2 separate regions of the Homo sapiens genome follow, and region 2 is linked to region 1. Evidence: chromatin loops called from intact Hi-C (ENCODE). Cell type or tissue: GM12878. All regions are shown on one strand. Each heading gives the region's core, and the rest is flanking DNA. Links, peaks and the distances in the headings are about the cores only.

Region 1 (10,930 bases), core at 2,017-10,016:
AGTGAGCCAAGATGGCGCCACTGCACTCCAGCCTGGGCGACACAGCAATACTCCATCTCAAAATAAATAAATAAATAAATAAATAAGTAAATAAATAAAATAAAAGGTAAAGGGATAGAGAGTAAAGGTGTTATTTTATAATGGGTTGTCAGGGAGGTCCTCCCTGATAAGGTGAGATTTGTGCCAAGACTTGAATGAAGGAGCAAACTACATGATATTTGGCAGAAGAGTAAGGACAGAGGCAGGGGGAACTGCAAGCAGAAACACTTGAGCTGCAGGAAGCCAGAGTGACTGGAGCAGTGTGGGCAAGAAGCCAGGGGCAGTGGAGGGGACAGAGAATGAGAAGGACTGGTGGCCAGGTCACCTAGTTATGGCATATTATAACTGGTACATGCACCCTTCACACATGTTTTTAGAACATCATCACTAAGATGAGTAAGTTCAATGTCCATCATTATTCTGATTATTCAATTGATTCAGTTGTGAAGACTCCCTGTCACAGAAAGGGGATTGTAAATGTGAATCTCTTCAGCAGGAACTGGTTCACTTAGTTGGATTTAAGTACTGAGAGTTTGATGTTGAATAAACTTCACTCTGGAAAATTGTTCAGGGGTGACCAAACATCCTAGTTTGCCTGGAACCCTCCTAGTGTTAGCACCTAAAGTCCTATATCCTAGGGAACTCTTCAGTCCGGTACAAATGGGGATGGTTGGTCACTGTCCACGGTTTCTTAAAAGTGTTCCTTAGGAAACGAAGGAGAAAACAGTGGCATGCCATCTGGCTTTCCACATTGAACCGATTCACTTCTTGGTCATAGTTATACCTTTTATTCTGTAGATAAACAATGAAAGTGAAAACAGAGAGACTTGCAAGTGACCTTATAAGTTTAAGAAAAATAACCTCAAGCTTCTTTCTCCATTGTCAAAGCTTCAAAATACCACTGAAAGTGCATATTTATAAACAAGATACTCCCAAAGACAATCTCAGATCATTCTAAAAGGTAAGACATGTTTCTGACCACATTTCCCAACTGCAGCACTTTAAAATAAAAAAGAAAAGGAGGAAAATGAAGGTAACAACTCATGTTTTAACAGGTAACAGAGAAAAATTGTTGAATATCTCAATTAGTGCTACAAAGACATTTGCTTGAATTCAAAACTATTTCTGATGCTTAAAAAAACAAATTATGAGTAGATCCAAGCTTCCATAGCAAACTAGCTAGCATTTATTATAAACCAATACAAAGCAATTGAAATTTCACTATTGTAAAATTAGGCATTATATCTGAATAATCAACTATAACTAGCATTAAACTTTGTTACAAATAATTTTTGACATGAAAATGTGAATGACATGATAGTAAGTAAAAAGTAGGATAACAAATGTATATGCAATACAAATTTGACTATTTTAAAGAACAAGAATAAACCAGCAACAAAAAAACCCCAAAATTATTTTTCTGCTTTTTAAAAATTACACTTTTTAACATATTCCACGATGTGCCCCTATTGTTTTTAAAATTTGGAAGATAAAGTTAAGGCAATTTTTTTCAGAACAATTTTAGTTTTCTGATAGGACTTCCAAAACTGTAAAATTACTGCTAAGGAAATAAGAATGATCAAATTGCAGGTGAAAAATTTACGCTTACCCAAATGATCAAGGCAAATGCTTCAAACATGGAAGTGATGAAACACAGCAGTTTTATTTTGATGCAGAATTGGAATGGAGGAAACAAAATCTCCCTTTAGTCGAGCAAGTCACAAGGAAGAGGGAGAATAAAATGTGGACATTCAAAGTTACTTGATAGTAAGCTTTCAGTCCCTCTTTTGGAGAAGTGGTCACAACAAGGCAAAAGAAGAAAGAACTTTGAAGAGCTAGAGAAACTCAATAGGTTATCCCATGTCTTGGAAAGTGGTGATTTGCTTCAGGAGGGTGGATTTGGGGTTTGTCAGAGGCCTTTGTGATTCAATATTAAATGGCCCCTTTATTTCTTTGAATTGTTATTTGTTCTTTGTAGCCCTCTATATTTACATATTAGGGTAAACAGGGCATGGAGAAATATGTGGTCCTTATTTATAGCATTATACTTTCTTTCTTTTTTCTATTACTTTCCTTGTTCTTTACTGAAATATAATTCCTCATTGAAACACTATAACAAAAAGAATAAAATAATCTCCATTTTAGATTACTTTGTCTTTACAGTTGTATGCTCACTGACTTGTTGGATCCTCTTGATAACTTAGGAATGGCATTGAATTAGTATTATTTGAGCTTCTTAAAGATACATAGGCCGTGTCAGAGTAAACATCTTGCACATCTGAAATGGGATGGAGCAAGACTTATACCTCTCACGAAGGCCCATGGCCCCTAGGATTGTCCTATTTCCTACAGTGTACCACTTTGGAGGTGTGATTCCCAGAGAAAGAAAATACAATTAGAAGTTTCTATTTAAAACAAAACAGAGCAAATACCCACATTTCTTGCCCATACATAGGCAATATTAAGAAATAGATCACCTGTTTCAATGGAGTTAAATAGACATTAGATTGGGAGAACGTGCCTACTTGGTCTATTTTGAGGGATTTACATGTAATTTTGGAGTTGCAATATTATTTTAAAACTTTCAAAGCACAAATCTTTTTCTTGAATAATATTGCATCCTTCTTTTGATTTTCATTTATTCATTAAAAAAATAAATGCTACGGATTAGCCAGATGGCTTTCAAATCAACAGTGAACAGTCTCACGAAACTACTATTTTCCACCTTAGTTTCCCCAAAGGAAATTAAAGCTATAATCTTATAAAATATTCTACATAATTTAAACTCTTGGTTTAATATTGTCATTTTATGCCTTATGCTTACACCTGCATTTTAATAAATGCAACACAGTGTGCATCTCCTGGTGTGTCTCTGGGGATATGCTTTTTATCCTTTTGTTATTTTGCATTGATTTAGAACTACCTTTTCTCTGGGTCATTTGTGGTGTCATAAGTTCTGTCTTTAAGTGATGGCAATAATACAGAGAAAATTTTCTGTTAATGCCGAGCTATTATTTAAAAGAGATAATAATAATTCTTCATGAGAATCTCTACAACACCTTCCTGGGAGGCCAGGAAGAGGCATTTTAGATGATTCCTTTTTAGCAGCTTGGGGACATGAAAAGACTTGTAGTTTGATGCTTTCTTATGTCCGTAGGTGCAGATGAAATGCGATAGTGTAATCAGTAATCCTTGACAGTGATGACAAGGATGTGTGTTCTGCCTGGGATAATTTCCATGAATTCAAGGGCTGTCATTGAGTTTGGCCTGGGCATGACAGCTTCTTCTTGAGGAAGCCATCGTGTACCCTGATATCACCATTTTCTCTTCCAAGAAACAGCTGATATATTGAACAGAGATGACTTGTGGAATATAGTCAAGAAGTAGCTTAAATGTTCTCTCCCTCTATCCTTTTAAATGTAGTTTGTAAGTTTAGCCTTTTCATTTCTTTGTGAAAAGTTAGGCAGATTCCATGATGTTTCTGGTCACTGTTGAGTAATACAGTTTTCTTGTTACTTCAGGTCACAGAAAACTGCCCCAGTTTAGTAATTTAACTGTCAGAAGCATGTGTTTGTAAAAACTTTGATCTTGTGTTAAAGTTGAAGTTTTTTTCCTTTCTGGCAGCTTGAGTCTGCTGTGAGTGGGAAGCCAGAAGTTGAAGTAGGGGTGGAAGAGATTTATTACCTAGTCTAATACTACTTCTACTCCTTCTCCAATTCACCGGCAGAGTTTTCTGGCTCTTCAAGGATTGGTGCCAGGAAGGAAGAAGTAAGAAAGGCAGCAAAGATGTTACTTCACAGCTCCTTGTGAGGTGATCTAGCATTTTGGCAGTTGTTTACAGCTGACAACTTGACAGATGGTCACAGCAGACTCTTTTGTGGGGGCTTTTGTGAATTTTCTGTAGTTCTCTGTAAGATCTCAAGCAGGGGTCAGCTTGCTCTTTGCAGTATGATCAGTAAATGTGTCTTCTCTGAAGCAAATGATCCCCCTTCTCACTTTGTGGCATATCCTATGAATTCTATCCAGTGCCTGATGAATGTGTGATAATCAATTGATGACAGATAAAGAAACACTGCCATAAACTGAGTTGGTTAATCAATATAATGAAAGAGTTTATACTGATAGGATGTATGGGATAGAAGAAAGCACACATCAACACAATGATAAATAATATTGATATTGCAAGTAGACAGGAATAGTAATGATGGAATTGAAGTCATCTGCAAGGGGCAAAGACAAAAAGGAAAATAAGAAAGAAGGGCATATAGATAAAATTGCATTGTCAAGTGAAAAGAGAATATGTTTAGGATTGTCTGACAATCAAAAACTGTTTAAAAGAGGAAGTTATACCAGCATATTGCATTTGTGGTTAGGTAGACAATAATTTCACAACAGCACATGACTCAATAGGCTTGAACAGCACGAAGTGTCTGCCCAAATGCTACTAAGAATTTAGGCAGTCAATAAAACAGGGAAGAAAAAAGTGAATGGACATTTTTCTTTTCAAGAGAAGCTTTATATGCTTCTTTTAAAAGGATGGAAGTATGTTATAAACAGAAATTAAATGGTTGAAATAGGGTTTAATTTAAAGACAGTAAGACCATCAATATGCTCATTAAATACCAGTTGGCTATTAGAAACCTGTTTAATGAGATTTACCAACCACTAAAACCATCATGTCTGTCAGTTCAGCAGCCATTAAATATCAGTAATTTTGTTTGTTATGGAAAATACAGTTAAACTATTCCAAGAGAGTCAGAAAGTTACAAATAACAATGAGTAATATAATATTTGTTGAGTGTTTATAGCAAACTAGCCACTACTCTAACATTTTCCTGAACACAATTTCCTTTAGTACTCACAAGGTCAGTGTCACTGTGTCCTATTCATAGTTAGGGGAACTGAGGCCTGGGCAGTGTAATTAACTTACCTAAGGTCACACAGCCAGGCAGTGGGTTGAAGCTTAAACTCAGGCAGTCTGACTCCAGAACCCACATTCCTAACCAATGAGTTACCCAATGGTACCTGTCATAAAATATATCCAGCAGTCTTAGGGCAAATCTAATAGTAGCAGCCTTACCTGCTAGAGGCTGGTGATCTGATTTTCAGCCCAGACCTCCATGTGGTCTTTGTCACACTGGTGGCAGGAGTCAGATGGTCTCTTGCAGAAAGAACTGTGAGAGAGTCACCTGTCACAGGCCCTTGCTTTCACTTCTGCACAGTTTCAGCCAGATCAAGGACTGGAGACAGGAAAGCAGGGCTCCTGAAGTTTTGACCCTCCTAGCTCTTTCTTTGTCTCGGATTTTTAATTCTTTCATCACCTGCAGTCTCTCAGATCTACTTTCTCTTTGGTCACTACCCAAAGCTCTCTTTCTTACCATCCTGCATCACCTCGTTTTGTATCTTCCATTTTGTTTGTGGCCTGGGGTGCAGGTGGGCAATGGTATAGGGGAGAGCTTGTCTCAAAGATTCACTGATTCCTGAGGGCAGAGTGTGTTTGCAGAAGGCTGAAAATGTGCACGAAGACCCCCTGAATGTTTTGCATCTGTGGTATTGTATTATGGTTAACATTTTGGGGGCAAATTGTGAATGGTGAAAGCTTAAAAAAAACCCAACTAATTATGAAAGGGAATGTTGTGCTTACATAATTATTGCTTGTCAAAACTGCGCTTAATAAATACAGCCCATAGCAGGATTTTATTCTCTGCATTACAGTTAATAATTAATCCTCCAAACTTATTGTCTACTGCTAATAAACACATACCAAGCTTATTACTCTCTCTAAATTCTTGCCCAATATGTCAACTTGTTTCCTTCTTATTTCTTTTCTCTTACCCCTAATTTTTAAAAGTTGAAATCCATATTATTTCATACTGCTCAATAATGCTTCTAAAAACTTTTTTTCCTAGAGTTTTTCTACAAATAGAAGTGTTGAATAATAAAATTATAATCATATCTTTATCTTTCACTTGGCTAGATTTTGGATTATGCCCTTAGGTTAAGAACTGTATCTTTTGCACCTCAATACAGTGCCAATCACATTGCTACACTTTACAACTAAATAACAACCTTAGTACCAACATATATGAGGTCTTATTAACCTTAACTCTGAACTTATACTTTTAAGGAAATAATTATGCATACACACTAGACTATGTGGGAGTCCAAAGTCTGGAAAAAAATATAGCAAGACCTTTATGTAAGATACTCAACCAAACATATTCAGCTAAAATAAAATACCCAATTCTAGAAATAGCATGTAGTGGATGACACCAGTAAGCTAAACCAGATGGCTTGTATGACAATGTCCTGTGTTAGAGATTCTGAAGTCACCCTTTGGGAACCCATTTCATTGCCTAATATTGAAGTTGGAAAGAAACTCTTTGCATCTGATCTTTATTTTCCTTTATGTAACTAAGTCTGTTTCTTCTTGGACTGTCTATCTGGGAGGTAAAAACAGTTGATTCTTAAAAGAACTCCTCCATTGGTCAGAGTACTCTCATTAAGTCAAGTTTATATTTCTTTCTTTAAGCCAAATAAAAACTCTTGTTATTCATAGTTGCTGATGGGGTAGTTTGCCACATGTATGAAGAGGGCCGCACAATGCACTACATGACGTAAGTTTCACACCTGTGATCTGTGGATAAGTGAACAAGTTCCCAATATTTTCTGTCACCTGGAATGTGCTGATTTAATTGATAAGATTTTCTACCCTGGCTTTCAATTTCCCAGTTTTTAGAGATCCACAGCAGATGATATTAAAGAACCGAAACAATGGCGGTGATAGAACTAACATAGATGCTTCAAAGAGGAATAGTTTATTCTTTATGGTGCAGACTGACACATGTTTTTAGTAGATCTAGTTGATTATCAGCCCACAAGCTTTATGTTTGCTTTTGCAGCTGTTCTATCCAATGACGGAGCCACTAGACCCATGTAGCTTTTTAAGTTTAAAATAGCTAAAATAAAATAAAAATAAAATAAAAAATTTGGTTCTTCAGTCATGGTAGCTACATTTGATTACATGAGGGTAATGGCTGACATATTGGACAGTACAGTTATGGCGCATTTCTAACATTTCAGAAAGTTCTGATGGAGGGTGCTCCTAGTATAGAACAACCCTGGTCTTCGGCCTGCATGCTTGTAGTGACACAGAAAAGTAACTTTCAAAGATCTCTACAACCTAAGACCATATCCTTAGGTTGTTGAGTGCATGGTAAAAGAATATTAGAGATGGGGAAATAATTTCTACCCCATAAACACATTCTCAACAGTAGGACAGACTTAACACAAGAGGGACTTAGAGAGCTTCTCTCTGGTCTCAGAAAATAGTCATCTTTTCCCACTTGACTGCTTATCCATATGGTAATTCTCTTCTTAGGAATTAGGAGAGCCATTGAGTTTTTCACTTTGTTTGCTTTATATTTTCAACATCATTTTATAATGAGTACTTTCTCAAATTCTTTTTTATTTTTATTTTTTGTGACAGGGTCTTGCTCTGTTGCCCAGGCTGGAGTGCAGTGATGCGATCTCGGCTCACTGCAGCCTCCACCTGTCAGGTTCAAGCGATTCTCCTGCCTCAGGCTCCCAAGTAGCTGGGATTACAGGCACGTGCCACCATGCCCAGCTGGTTTTTGTATTTTTAGTAGAGATGAAATTTCACCATGTTGGCCAGGCTGGTCTTGAACTCCTGGCCTCAAGTGATCTGCCCACCTCAGCCTCCCAAAGTGCTGAGATTATAGGTGTGAGCCACCATGCCTGGCCTGAAATTCTGTTAGAGAACATTCACAACCTCCATAATAAAGTAGTTTACTGTTATTTACAAGTCAACTGAAACAAGTTTTAATATTCATTTCTGTGATTTAAAACTCTTTCTTCATAACCCTTTAAATGTATGAAAAAGTGGGATTTTGTGGATTCTAAGGTAACATAATATTAGTAGAGAATGATTTTACTGTTTTTACCTTTGGGTTCTTGTATGATATGGTTTGGTTCTGTGTCCCCACCCAAATCTCATCTCGAATTGTAAAACCTGGATGTTGAGGGAGCGACCTGGTGGGAGGTGGTTGGATCATGGCAGCAGTTTCCCCTATACTGTTCTCATGCTAGTCAGGGAGTTCTCATGAGATCTGTTGTTTGATAGATGTCTAGCAGTTTCCCTTGTGTGCTCTCTCTCTCTCTCTCTCTCTCTCTCTCTCTCTCTCTCTCCTGCCACCTTGTGAAGAAGGTTCTTGCTTCCCCTTCACCTTCTGCCATGATTGTAAGTTTCCTGAGGCTTCCCCAGCCATGCAGAACTGTGAGTCAATTAAACCTCTTTTCCTTATAAATTACAGAGTCAAGTAGTATCTTTATGGCAGTGTGAGAGCAGACTAATACACCATATATATGTATTAATCTCAATGCTTTATTGTAAAAGTGAGTGTTAAGATTGTTTATAGGTGCTTTGCTCCTTCCCACATTTGGTGACAAGGCCCCTCACTGGTATCATGGCAGGCTCTGTACTAAGCAAGATATTAAGATGAAAATTTCATATTGATAATTAGAATGAAAAACATAAGCAATTGTTTGCCAAGTGAGTTACATCTGAGATTGCTCTCCTTAAATTTTTTTTAAATTCAATCTTGGTTTCTAATGAACAACCCTATAGAATTAGTAAATTATTTAAATAAGATTTAAGTAGACTTAAATACATTGCTGTTACTTGAAGAAAAAACAGTCTACTCAAGAATAACTTAATTTTTTCAAAGATAATATTTAAGATGGAGGAGTTATAAAGGAACATATATCTTTGATGTGACTTTAATACTCAAGAGTTGGCTGTTTAAAATCAAGATGAAAATACAGCTGTATTAATTTGGCTCCTTAGTAGCCTCCATCACTCTGCTTAGCACTTCCAGAGGTCTGTTTTCTTTCTTGTTTTCTCAGGTTGATGAACCCATTGTGACAAATGTTAGGGGGTTATTTAAATCCTTTAAAATGCTTCTCTGCAAAATGTGGTTCTTCTTCAGATCCTTAGCTACTGGTAAAAGTGTTTACATCTGGCCAAAACGTTGCCTCTGGGAATCCAGAGGGGTGAAAAGATGAAATGGCCAAGGGCAGCATCCTCATGCATTACATTATCACCTGTCACTATGTCTTAACGTTCTCTGTAAGAACAAGATGGCCCTCCCCACTCAGGCCAAGACCTTGAGCACTGGCCAGATGCCAAGCAGCTTGTTTGACCTCATTAAAATTGAGCGATCATGTAAATGTTTGGGTCTGAGGCCAAATCTCTTAGAGCTGTTTAAAATTTCTGAGGATATTATCATAAGACATTTGATTTGTGATCTTTTCTTAGTATTTTCTAGCTGGGCACTCTGAATGGAAATAGGCCAAGAGGGAATTAGATCTGGAAATTACTATTAAAAGCAAAACACGTACTAGAAAAAACACAGCCAATACATGGCTACTTATCTCACTCTTTTTTTCTCTAAAAACAATTCATGTTGTAAAAACTTAGCAAATATAATACTTAAAAATTATAGTTAAATGAAACTTGTGAACTACAAAAATATGGCGTTAGCTGGCCAGACAAGCAAGTGGTGTTTATTTTCAGGGAGTAGGGATTTGGGGTCCTGACAGCATCTATTTGATACTACGCTAACACAGAGTCATGACCTCTGCTTCCATGCCTATTCTGCTGAAGGTCAAAAAAGTGAATTTAGATTATATAGAAAGTGCAGTACAGGAGAACAGTGCAATTTCTCATGGCTTCATCAAGATCACGTGGGATTGGTAACTGCTTAGATTTTCTGAAGGCTGAAGATTTTCTTGAATATAAATCAAACTCCCATCTATGAAGGATAAATTTTTTACTTCCAGTTTAATTATTTACTGCCAAAGGACATGCTTCTGCTATTGCTTTGGTTCCCGTGAACTTCCCTGCACAGTGGTTCCGTCAAGTTGGTGCAAATGCCTCCACTAATTGGTGTCCTGCCCTGTTGTCCTCATGCTGAGTTCAGCATGAAGTCGGTCTCTCTCAAAGAACAGCCTTAGGGTGATGAAAGCTATGCAACACTACACAGCACAGACGTGCCATGCCTGAATGTGTTTGTTCAATCAGCATGGACACTTTTCAAACAAAATAAAACAGGTGACCAAATATGATTGTTATTTTTAACTTTCATAGAAATGATATTTGTGCTTTTGCAGATACCTATTGGCCATCAGTGACTCCAGTACTGTCTCCTAAAACTATCATCAGCCACAGTGGTAGCCAAAACACTGAGAAGGAATCCTCAGTCTTCACTGCCTACTGACTTCTTATGTTTATGGCAAGGTCCTTTTCAGTAATTTCATTTTATATCTGCACCTCTGTCTCCTTGTCTATAATATTATGACTTGGGACTATAAAATGACAAATGTTCTTTCTATATCTAAAAGCATAGGGTTATGTGACATAACTGGGTTACAGGATGGAAGAGAGAACTTAAGAAATAAGTTGAAAATATTGCTACATTGATTAGTGGAGATTTTATTACCATGAATTGACTTTTTTAAGTCATTGTCTTTCATAAAGAATTAAAGTGGGAATAGAAGAATAAGAATAGCAGCTTTCACCTTACCTTAACAAAATCATAACACCTCACATTTACACAATAACTCCTAACCTTTTTCTAAGTATATTACAAATTGTGAAGCACCATTACATACATGATGTGAGTTGAACTTCACAACCACCTGGTCTAGTGGGTGAATAGACCAGCTATTGTCCGGCATCTCAGAAAGGTCAAGTCAGAGAGATCAAGTGGCTAGTGGTAAGCTTGCATGAGTCCATTTCTTTTGTTACTAACACAATGACTGTTCCATGGTATGACCCTACCTTTATGCTTTATTTACTGCTAATAACCCT
Region 2 (10,930 bases), core at 1,876-9,875, 61 kb after region 1:
CCTCAACTACAGGAGGTGCCATTCCCATGACAGAGGTGAGCTACCCTGCATGTGACGTTTCCAGGGAGAAAGGTTTTAAAGAAAAGCAAATGTTCAGCTAATGCCAGTAAGTGTTCTGCAAATAGGGATTGTCAAGCTTCAGATCAAGATTGTTTTGTTCTGGACAATTGAGCCTTTGCAGTCTGTGTCCTGAGTGAAGCTGGAAGCATGGTAGCTCTTCTCTTCAATGACCTCCCCCCATGTGCTTCCCAGCGCTGCTTACCTGGACATGAAGTGATCAAAATCAGAAGCTGCCTCTGCCTTCCAAGAGAGGAGAAACTGGGCAAAGGACAGGGAATTAACGCAGGCAAAGTGAGATCCTACATCTTTGTGGGACTTTTTTTTTTTTACTGGGGCTGAAAGAAAGGAAGATGAAGAAAATTGTGCTCTGAAAATCATATCACAGAATCTTTTGCACATTTGCTCTGCTTTTGAATCAGCTAGTGGAATGGAAGAAATGGGATCCTGGGCACAATTATAGTTATCTAGGATTTAATAGTACAGGTATTTTTCCCATGTTGGTCAGAAATTTATTCTCATCATTAATTCAGCTTTTATTTTTGACAAGTGCCCAAAGCCCCCATTATTGCTTTAGCAGTCAGTCACTTGACATCTATTGAGTACCTACTATGAACACACCCTTGAAGGAGACTAATGAAGTTTTCTAGTGTTTATGTTGCTCCCAAACTATAGGCTAATGTGCATGTTCACGTTCTTAAATATGTCTAAAGCCCTAACACCTGTCTTTCCTTGGGGTGTTCACTCACATCTATGTAATAAGTGAAATAAAAGGTACATAAAAGTGAAGCTATGTTAGGATCAATCTTGTGACACTGTGTATGATGTTACCATAAGTATGTGCTTTATACCTCATTATTCACAGTTTGTAGAGACTAGGAAATACCTATGCTAAGGAAGACAGACATTAAACAATTAAGGGACATTAAAAAATCCAAATTAATAAACACTTCTCTGGCACCCACTGTCTGCCAAATATCATGCTAGATTCTGGGCATGCAAAAGTGAATATGTCCCTCCCTCACAGAGTTCATCATCTACCAAAGAAGCTCCCATGCTAGTTTTGTATGAACTAATTCTAGTATCTTCGTAAAAGTGTCTTTATTATTTTTTATTTCAATAGCTTTTGGGGTACATGTGGTTTTTTGTAACATGGATGAATTATATAGTGGTGAATTCTGAGATTTTAGTGTTCCCATCACCTGAGTAGTATACATTGTACTTAACGTGTAGTGTTTTTATCCCTAGCCCCCCTCCCACCTTCCTCCTTCTGTGTCTCTAAAGTCCATTATATCACTCTGTATGTCTTTGTGTACTCATAGCTTAGCTCCCACTTATGAGTGAGAACATATGATTTTTGGTTTTCCACTCCCGTGTTACTTCATTTAGAATAATGGTCTCCAGCTCCATCCAAGTTGCTGCAAAAGACATTATGTTGTTCCTTTTAATGGCTGAGTAGTGTTCCATGGTGTATATATACCACATTTTCTTTATCCACTCATTATAACTGTTTTTATTAAAGCAATTGTGCCACATGCAGGGTTAGGGATATTACTATATAACAATAAGGGGTAAAAATTAAAATATTGGGATCCAAAAGGCACCAAGGGCACTCTACCTCCCTGTGACATCTGCCATCCTGCTAACGTGCATTGATGTGCATGTGGCTGGCTTGTGAGTCATTTTCTCTTACTTCCTCACAGATTTCCTTTCAAGCCATGTTCTTAGAGAGGCTGCTCTTCCAGCCACATCCTGCCCTTGAATGAAGTCTTTGTAATGAGCTGAGTTCCCTCCTTTTACCTGTAAAACAATCTCAAGGTCCATTCATGAAGAACAGAGTCCTCATTGTTCCAAGTCCCACAAATGATATGATGTTTTTCAAATGGCCAATGAAAAGCTGGAAACTTCTTAGGAGCCCTTGGTAGCCCTGTGGCCTTTCCTTTAGCTAGATTGTCGTGAGGTAGAGAGGATCTGGGTTGTATCTACTAACTGAACTTACGCTAAGGCTACTTCAGAGGTATACCTGGGTGTGGTCCACAGTTAACTACTTGGAATTGCAACTCTTATTCATTAAGGCAAGAACCAGAAATCAAACTCTCTTGATGACACTTGGTGGAAAGTCAATTCACCCAGGAAAACTCAGGGACAAACCAACTACTCTCAGATTAAGGAAGTGGAGAAGAAACTACAAAGCTTCCATACAGCATAGGCTATGGAAGTTTACAAGTATCTCATATTGCACTAGAGTCTGTAAGATGATTGGAACAACCCTCCATACATAGGCATAAAACAACATTCTTTTGAATAACAAAATACTTTGGTTTCAATATTTGATAGAGGCAGTTAATGTGAACAGGAAGATGATGTGTTTCAGGATGTTTACTTATTGCAAACACACATTTAAATCAATATTCCCACCCAGGATTCACTGTGTATATGGGTTCAGGTGCATTTTGCTTATGGTGTTGGAAAATTAATCAAAAATTACATTGTCAAAAAGTGGTGAAATTCCACACATTTGGACTATCCATTTCAAGGCCTGCTTCTAACACAGAATAAGCACTTGTGAGCTATTTTAGTGTGGTAGAAATAGAATTATAATCCAGAATTCTGCACTTTTATTCTGAAAGAAAAATATCCTAAGCTCTGCTAGTTGAAAATAACTTGTATAGTTCCATGTGTCAGATCTTCTTCAATTACACAGCTGCAGATTATACCTTAGTTCTCCAGAGATGCTATACAGGTTTTGCTGTACAAACAGACTTGCCACGGAGACTGCAATTACCCTGCCTTTTGAGATTTATAGCATATTACTCAATTTTAAGAAATATGAGCAATTTTCAAATATTTTAAATATTTACTATTTCACATGTAATTAATAACTACAGTACCTCAGCCTTAATTAAATTACAGCTTCTAGTATCATTTTATATTGAAGGCTTTGGTATCTTTATGGATTAATGGCATAAGCTAGGGTACAAAATTCTTGAATTTTATAGTAGTAAATTACAGCTAGCTTGCTTTGTGCCTGGAGATGTGTTTCAGTTTTCTTTACTTATATAATTCATGTATTTCTTCTTGACCCACTTTATATTCTTGTCCTTTTAGGTTGCAGGGTTATAATTAAGGATTACTTGGAGGCCAGATTCTTCGTTCTTTTGCCTGTCTGTCTAGCTGTTACTTTGTTTGAAGAATACAATGTTCTCATCATTCCTAGTCTTACCAAGTATATGATTCAGTCCTTGTCTTTGGAAGCCCCATTGCTGTTTTCTGTTAACCTCTAGGATCATTTGGCAGTGGCGCAGGGAATATAAAGCGCTCTTCCAATTGCGACCCATCTTCTAGCAGGGAGACTCACAATCTAAACTCCATGACAGACTATTTGCGACCTTAAAACAGAATCAAAATAGCCTTTGTTTACCTGTATTTGGAAATATATTTTGGACTGTACATATAATATTCTCATTGCCCCAAACACACAATTTGGACAGAGTCTTGCATTCCTCTTCCAGAATTTTAAAGTTACATAAAGTTGTAGTGGCTGCATATTCATTTTGAAGTCTGCCAGTCAAAAATCATTCACATCTGCATTTCATGAGTGTTGGGCCAAGCTAGGATGGAGAGATATTATCTTCATCATTTCAAGTTCTGAATTTTATATGCAGGTTACAGATAAAATCATAAGGACAAATAATCCATCATTATCACTTACAGTCCACAGCATTTTCTGTTGCATGGACTAAAGTTTCAGGTTATGTACTTACTATAAATAAGAAGAGGATAAGAGCTAACATTTACACGGCATTTCCCAAACATTAATTAATTCAGCAGCAAAATAAATATTATATCTTATGACAGAAAGCTGCCCAAATTTTATAACTAAATTATTTATTACTTGGGAAATGTTTTAGTTGTACGGCGATCAGATAAGCAGAAAAAAAGGGACTGCAACACAAGGTGTTCTTATTGTTCATGTTTGCACTGAGATAATTTGATGGGCCTAACTCTTCATAGGGAATACACCTGGTATTTTAACTTACTCCAGTGATAGTTACACAGCAGTAGGCACACAATGACTAGCTTATAATACTGTTTAAATAAGTTGCAAATAACAAGTCAAGAAAACTATAAATAAAGCATTAGTTAGACGTAAACAAATTAGAAATGTGGATGAATCTGAGAGTAGGGATTTGCTGAGAAAGGATAAATGATAAGTGCATTTGTTTCTCAGGGCAGCTGTACCAAATTCCCACAAACTCAGTGGACTCAAACAACACAGATTTATCATCTTACGGTTCTGGAGGTCAGAAGTCTGCAGTGGGTCTCACTGGGGCAAAATCAAGGTATTGGCTTGACTATATTCTTTTCTGGAGGTTCTAGGGAAAAATGTGATTTTTTTTTTTCCAGCTTTGAAGCCTGCCTATGTTCTTCCATTTCTGGCTCCCTTCCATTTTCAAATTCAGCAAAGGCTGTTCAAGTCTCACATTGTATCACCATAAGACTGACTCTTCGGCCTCCCTCTTTCAAGTTTGAGGGCCTTTTTATTACATTGGGCCCACCTGGATAAATCCAGGATGCAACACCTATTTTAAGGTTAGCTGGTTAGCAACCTAATTTCACATGCAACCTTAATTCCCTTTGCTAGGTACCCTAACATATTTAGTTTCCAGGATTAGAACATAGACATCTTTGTGGGACCCTTATTCTGCTTATCACAGGAAGGTAATATGATACAGTGATGTGATATAGCAGAGCGCCCACCTCGTAAAGTCAGGACTGGCTCTAACTTGATAAGTATAAGGACCACCTTGATCCAAGCCACAGCTCATGCCTCTGGAGTTTCTACTATAATATAGCTAGAAAGAATTACCCAAGTCAGAAACCTGAACATCATCCTCAAAGCCTCTCTTTCCCATCACCTACATCTGATTTTGTTATCAAGATCTGTTAATTTTGCCTCTTAAATATCTCCGGAAATTCTTCCCTTTGTTGCATTTCTTATCTTATCTTCTTAGCTCAGGTTCTCGTCAACTTTCACCAGAACAATTGCATTTATCTCCCAGCAGGTGTTTCTGTTTAAAGTCTGAAGTTAGCCCATCTCTATTTCCCACATAAGTATCAGGGTGGGCTTTCTAAAACACAAGGCTGTTTATGTCATTTTCCTTTAATAATCACGTAACGGCTGCCCATCCTTCATAGGAGAGATTCTCATCTTGAGAGAATCACAATCTTTCTAAAAAGGCATTTTGAGCTACTGAAATGTAAATTTTCACTCACCTAGCCCAAGTTTCTAAGATGTTGCTTTAGGGATCATACCCCTTCCCCCTCATTGATCAACCATTTGAATACCATTGTGTAAGTATCTGGTACACAAATAAGCACAACTATTAGATACAGAGTGATTTTTTTTTCTCTCCATGGTCCCTTAATGCTTTGTTCTTTGGAGCTAGTTTTTACTCTGCTCTTGGTGAAAACTCCACCATACCACTGACCTTTGTAATTAATCTTAGGTAATACAAAGTCATAGGATCATCAAATATATATAGCTGGGGAGAATTACACAAGGAGAAACCCAAGCATAATATTCAAAACCCTGTCTTCCTCACTACCTACATAAAATATGTTCATCAAAAGCCTTCAGTTATGCCTCTTAGACATCTCTTGGATTTGTCTAGTTTCATATTACAGGTAAAATGTCCAACTGCACTCAGATTACAGCTATTCTTCTTTTCCTAACTAAGGCCGACTGGTGGAAAGCTTGCAGTTGGGGAAGTGGATGTGGTCAGACTTTTCATTTTGGACAAGCTCTTCTCTCAAGTTGAAAAGTGTGGTTTCTAATTGTTTTAAATGTAGTGGAGGAAGTGATATGTGGGCTGGAAATATCCTACTTGACTGGTATATTCAAAAGTTGATTTCATACTCTCAGGACATGGCTGAAGTTAAAAGCCTTCTTCTTCTTGGTTGCTGAAATTGTGGTTCTCTTTAGAAGTCTCAACACTGGGACTTCTAAAGAGTACATGTAGATGTAGAGCACTCATCTACATTTCCCTTGATGCAGGTGATATACTTTTCTCTGACTCTAGGAATGCTGTATTTTAAGCATTGTCATGCTGAGGCCTGTTTGCCCCTATGGGTGACCCTGTAATAAAGGAGTTCACATGTAGCCCAAATCTAGTTACAGCAAACACTCTTGCATGCTTTGTGTCAACCAAAGTTGGGAGTCAGGCAACTGAAATATGCTGCCTCCCCTTCCTTCCTCCTGCTTGGAACAGCTGGCCAGCCCCACTCTGCTTTTTGAATTTTCCCTGTGGGAATCAGACTTCAATCCACTGTGTCACTCCAATAGCAAGGACACCTACCAAGCTCTCGGTTGAAGCTCTCTCATTAGGGTTGAGGTGAGAGGTGAACAGATCCTTTCCCTTGGAGCTGGTGTTTCTCACAGCAGATTAACCCATGAGTAGCTCTCTCTATGGTCCCCACTAATTCTCTCCACAACTGCTGTCTAAACTCTTATGTTCTTCACATGCATGAGAGGTTTAAGTTTCTAATAAGTACTCTTTTTACTTTCACTTGGTGTGATGGTTAATTTTATGAGTTAACTTGTCTGGGCTACAGGTGCCCAGATATTTGGTCAAACATTCTAGGTGTTTCCGTGCAGGTGTTCTGGAATGAAATCAGCACTAAAAACAATAGGCGGAGGAAAGCAGACTGCCCTCCCTAATGTGGATGGGTTCATCCAGTCAGTGGAAGGTCTGAATAGAACAAAAACACCAACCCTCCCCTGTGTAAGACAGAATTCCTCCTGCCTTGCTTCCTTTGAAACTGGGACATCAGCTTTTTCTTGCCTTTAGACTCAAACTGAAACATTAGTTCTTCTTGGATGATGAGCCTGCCGGCTCTTGGACAGGCGCTCCACCTTCAGCTCTCCTGCAACTCCAGCTTGCTGGCTCTGTCTCTATCCACACACACATCCTATTGGTTCTGTTTTTCTGAAGAACCCTGACTTGGTGATCTATTTTGCAACTCATTTTGGTTTCTAATACTTGTTGCCATATATTCATAGCCAAATTTCCACTTAAACATCGTGCTACACATCTCACATGTAATGAAAAATGTATCTGATTGGAGTGTATTATGCATGTGGACAGTATAGATGAAGAAAAAAGATAAAAAACCCTTTCTAAATCTACACTGTCAAATACAGTAGTCATGAGTCATGTTGGCTGTCTACATTTAAATTTAAAACAATTTAAATAAAATTTTTAAAAAATTGGGTTACTCTGTGGCACAAGACACATTTCAAATTCTCAATAGTTGCATGTGGCTAGTGGCTACCATACTGCACAGCACAGACATGTTGTCGGTGGGCCAGTTCAGGTTCCTGATTTCATCACACAAAGGAATTTGACAGTGAGTCCAAATAAAAGTAGACAAAGGAAGTCAGGTGCAGTGACTCACACCTGTAATCCCAGCACTTTGGGAGGCCGAGGCGGGTGGATCACCTGAGGCCAGGAGTTCGAGACCAGCCTGACCAACATGGAGATAACCCATCTCTACTAAAAATATGAAAATTAGCTGGGCGTGGTTTGCATGCCTGTAATCTCAGCTACTCAGGAGGCTGAGGCAGGAGAATCACTTGAACCCAGGAGGCAGAGGTTGTGTTAAGCAGAGATCGCACCATTGCACTCCAGCCTGGGCAAAAAGAGTAGAACTCTGTCTCAAAAAAGTAAAAAATAAAAAAAAATAAAGGAGTTTATTGGAAAGTAAAAGTGCACTCTGACAGCTGATCAAAGTAGGCTGCTCAAAAGTAAGACAGCACCGACTGATGCTGGGGAAACTCCCTTTATGAGAGTCTTACATGATTTTCATGAAGGGATGGGAATGGGCATTGTTGCTATGCATGTTGTCTGTGGTCTTCTGGACACATATGCACTATTGCTGCCATCCTAGTACATATATTGCATGCCTCCTTAGCATCTTAATTCTCTACATAGCAATGTTTTTAACTATTATAATGAGCATAGGTCAGCCCAAAGACACTGATCATGGGATTCTGTGCTTGTAAAAATTTGGGGACTTTCTCCCCTTCTCTTTTACCAGCTTGTGGCAGGATGTTCTAACCATGAGCCCAAGATGTGGTTTGTGCACTGTTGGGTGGTTTGTTCCTCTTTAAGAGAGCTATGACCACCTTATCTAACCCACCTCAGATGCAGAAGATTTCCCTCATTGCAGAATGTTCTATTTGGCAGCGTTACACTAGATATGTCCAAGTGCATTAGAGAGTACACCAGGCCCTTCCTTCTTCTGACCAAATCATCATTATTCTCTAGCTTACATCTTCATCTAGGCATACAGAAGAATTTGCCACTTTTTAAACTTCACCCAGGTTGCTTCCTGTCTCTGAAATGCTCTTTCTTCGTTTTTCTTCTTCTTGCTCAACTTCTTATTTCACTCAAGTGTCCTTTATACTGTGGAAATTTCCTTATTTCCAGGAAGAATGAGATAGTTACCTTTGCTCTTCTAATGCCCTGTCTATTCTTCTATGGTTGTGCTTATTTATTATTACATTAAATTTTTATTGTTCATGTCTTTTCCTGGGTGTTCACTGGGTTCTGAGCTTCTTTAAGACAGGGACTGTAGCTGACCTGTACAGCTCCTGCCACAATATCTGGCCTGAAGAAGACACTCAGCATATTCTTAAATGACTTAGCCAGTGGCAAAGACCCCCATTGGATTAAAAACCACCATGGGATGCATCTACTTCTGGATCAACCAGGAATCTGTTTCTAATATAATTTCCCCTAAAGTCCATGATTATTCTATTATATTCTCCTATATTATTTAATTCATGATATAGCGTTAGGGGTTGAATTGTGTACTCTCAAAATTCATATGTTAAAGCTCTAACTTCCAGTACCTCAGACTGACTGTATTTGGAGAGTCTTTAAAAAGATGATTAAGTTAAAATGGGGCCATTAGGGTGGATCCCAAATCCAATCTAACTGGTGTACTTGCAAAAAAGGGACATCTGGATACATAGAGAGATGCCAGGGATACATGTGCAGAGGAAAAAACCACGTGACAACACTGCAAGAGGTGGCCAAGGAGAGAGGCCACAGAAGAAGCCACCCTGCTGCTACCTGGTCGCAGCCCTCCAGCCTCCAGGACTGTGAGAAAATACATTTCTGCTGTATAAACCACCCAGCTTTTGATATTTTGTTATGGTATTCCTACAAAACTATATGCATAGGAATATATCTAATACAGCCAAGTAATTTTTCAAAATATTAGTATGTTAAGATAACATATTTTAAAAATAGAATAATTTTATAAAATTTTAGTACTCAAGAAAATTATATAACAAAACTATTCTGGTATTTTTTGTGATCTGATGTCATATGTTACAAAGAACATCAACTCTTCCTGGGTCTTGGGCCTCCTGACTTTTGGATAGGAACTATATAACTCACATGTACACATTTCTATATTCAACACTGTAACTAGTATCTATTGCACATGTAAACAATGCATTAAGTGAATTGGTGGCATTAAGTGAATGTTGTACTGAGTATACACATTTTTCCTTCCTTTTTAACAGAGCTGGAGAAAAGTGAAAAATGCTGGGTTCCTGTGATACAATTACCTAAATAGCCCCGGTATTTGTATATACCCAATGTCCAAGCTCCCCAGATTGCCTCAAGATAAGCTAAATTTTAGAAAATTTTTTTGGTTAACTATTTCTTCTGTTTATTGGCAACGTGTATTTTATTTGTGCTAATTAACTGCCTAGTGTACTTTGTCCATCTTTCTTTTTTTAATTTTTAATTTTATTTTACTTTAAGTTCCAGGATACATATTTATTTAACCAAAAAAAAAAAAAAAAAGCAAATCCAAAAGACATATTTTTACTTCTGAAAACCTATAGGTATAACTGATTTTTACCTATGCTAGTCATTCTGATGATTTCTGTAACTTCTAGTGAGAAAGTGTTGGGATCTTTTCTAAAATTGTGATCCTCATTTTCTACCACCTGATGCAGAAATAACCACTGTTAGGAAGAGTTCTTTGGCTATCTAATTCAGTTGCATATAGAGGGGCTTCTAAAAGTCCCAGAAATCAGTCACAATAGTTTTCTATCTTGGGAAAAGCTCACATTTGCTTTATAGTAACATGCAGAGGCTATCATATTGAGACACAAACCTGAATTCTCTATTTCTCGGCTTTCGATATAAAGAGCTATATTGAGTTCATTCACCCTGTGGGCTTGCCATTCTATGAGTCTACATGATTGAATTTTCTGTTCCATTGATCTGGTGTGGAAAGATGCTGGTAGGAGTCTGGCATAATCAGCGAAAGACTGTCCTAAAATTTATATTTTATTACCTTCTTTTTCTATGTCTGGTAACCACCAAATAGCCACCCTAAAGACCGCTTGCTTTCTATACATTTCTATTCACAGTGGAGGAATATATGGACTGAGCGAGGTGTAAGTTTACAAACATATATATATGCTTGTGTGTGTGTGTGTGTGTGTGTATAATTGCATGTGTATTTATTTTTAGAGGCATATATCATAAAACACATAACTTACAATTTTTATACTACAGACTCAAACTCATGTAAAGAAGGAGTTGCTTTACATTTGAGTTCATTATCTTATTCCATCCTCACAGAGACTTTATGAAGTAGATACTAGTAATATCTAAGTAATATTCTGGATCCAAGGTCACTATAAAATCAGGCTGACTGCAATTAAAACAATTCTCTATGGCTTAGCCCGACAAAGGTTAATACTCACTCGCAAATACTAATGCAGAATTTCTAGTTGGACAGCTTGGCTCCGAGGGGCTAGATCTGGGCCCTTTCCATTAAG

Evidence for each region. Peaks named below come from ENCODE experiments on the same cell type or tissue, not always from the same donor. Only the 100,000 strongest peaks of a DNase experiment are listed, where the experiment ranks them.
Region 2: a loop joins it to region 1, with 7 times the contacts of the local background. A loop is called at or near these places in 3 of 110 quality-filtered maps.

The regions. Positions count from the first base shown.
Region 1 is chr4:138,399,848-138,410,777 of GRCh38, reverse strand. All of the region lies in intron 2 of LINC00499 (long intergenic non-protein coding RNA 499), which reads right to left. Among named protein-coding and RNA genes, the nearest start is that of LINC00498, 93 kb to the right of the region's middle. RefSeq lists an enhancer at 5,099-5,158. In GM12878, for the core only: no CTCF peak of the experiment used is centred there; DNase peaks (open chromatin) are centred at 4,387 and 5,157; H3K27ac peaks cover 1,328 bases.
Region 2 is chr4:138,339,183-138,350,112 of GRCh38, reverse strand. The region is part of intron 1 of LINC00499 (long intergenic non-protein coding RNA 499); the gene reads right to left. Among named protein-coding and RNA genes, the nearest start is that of LINC00498, 32 kb to the right of the region's middle. In GM12878, for the core only: no CTCF peak of the experiment used is centred there; DNase peaks (open chromatin) are centred at 5,920 and 8,162; H3K27ac peaks cover 1,491 bases.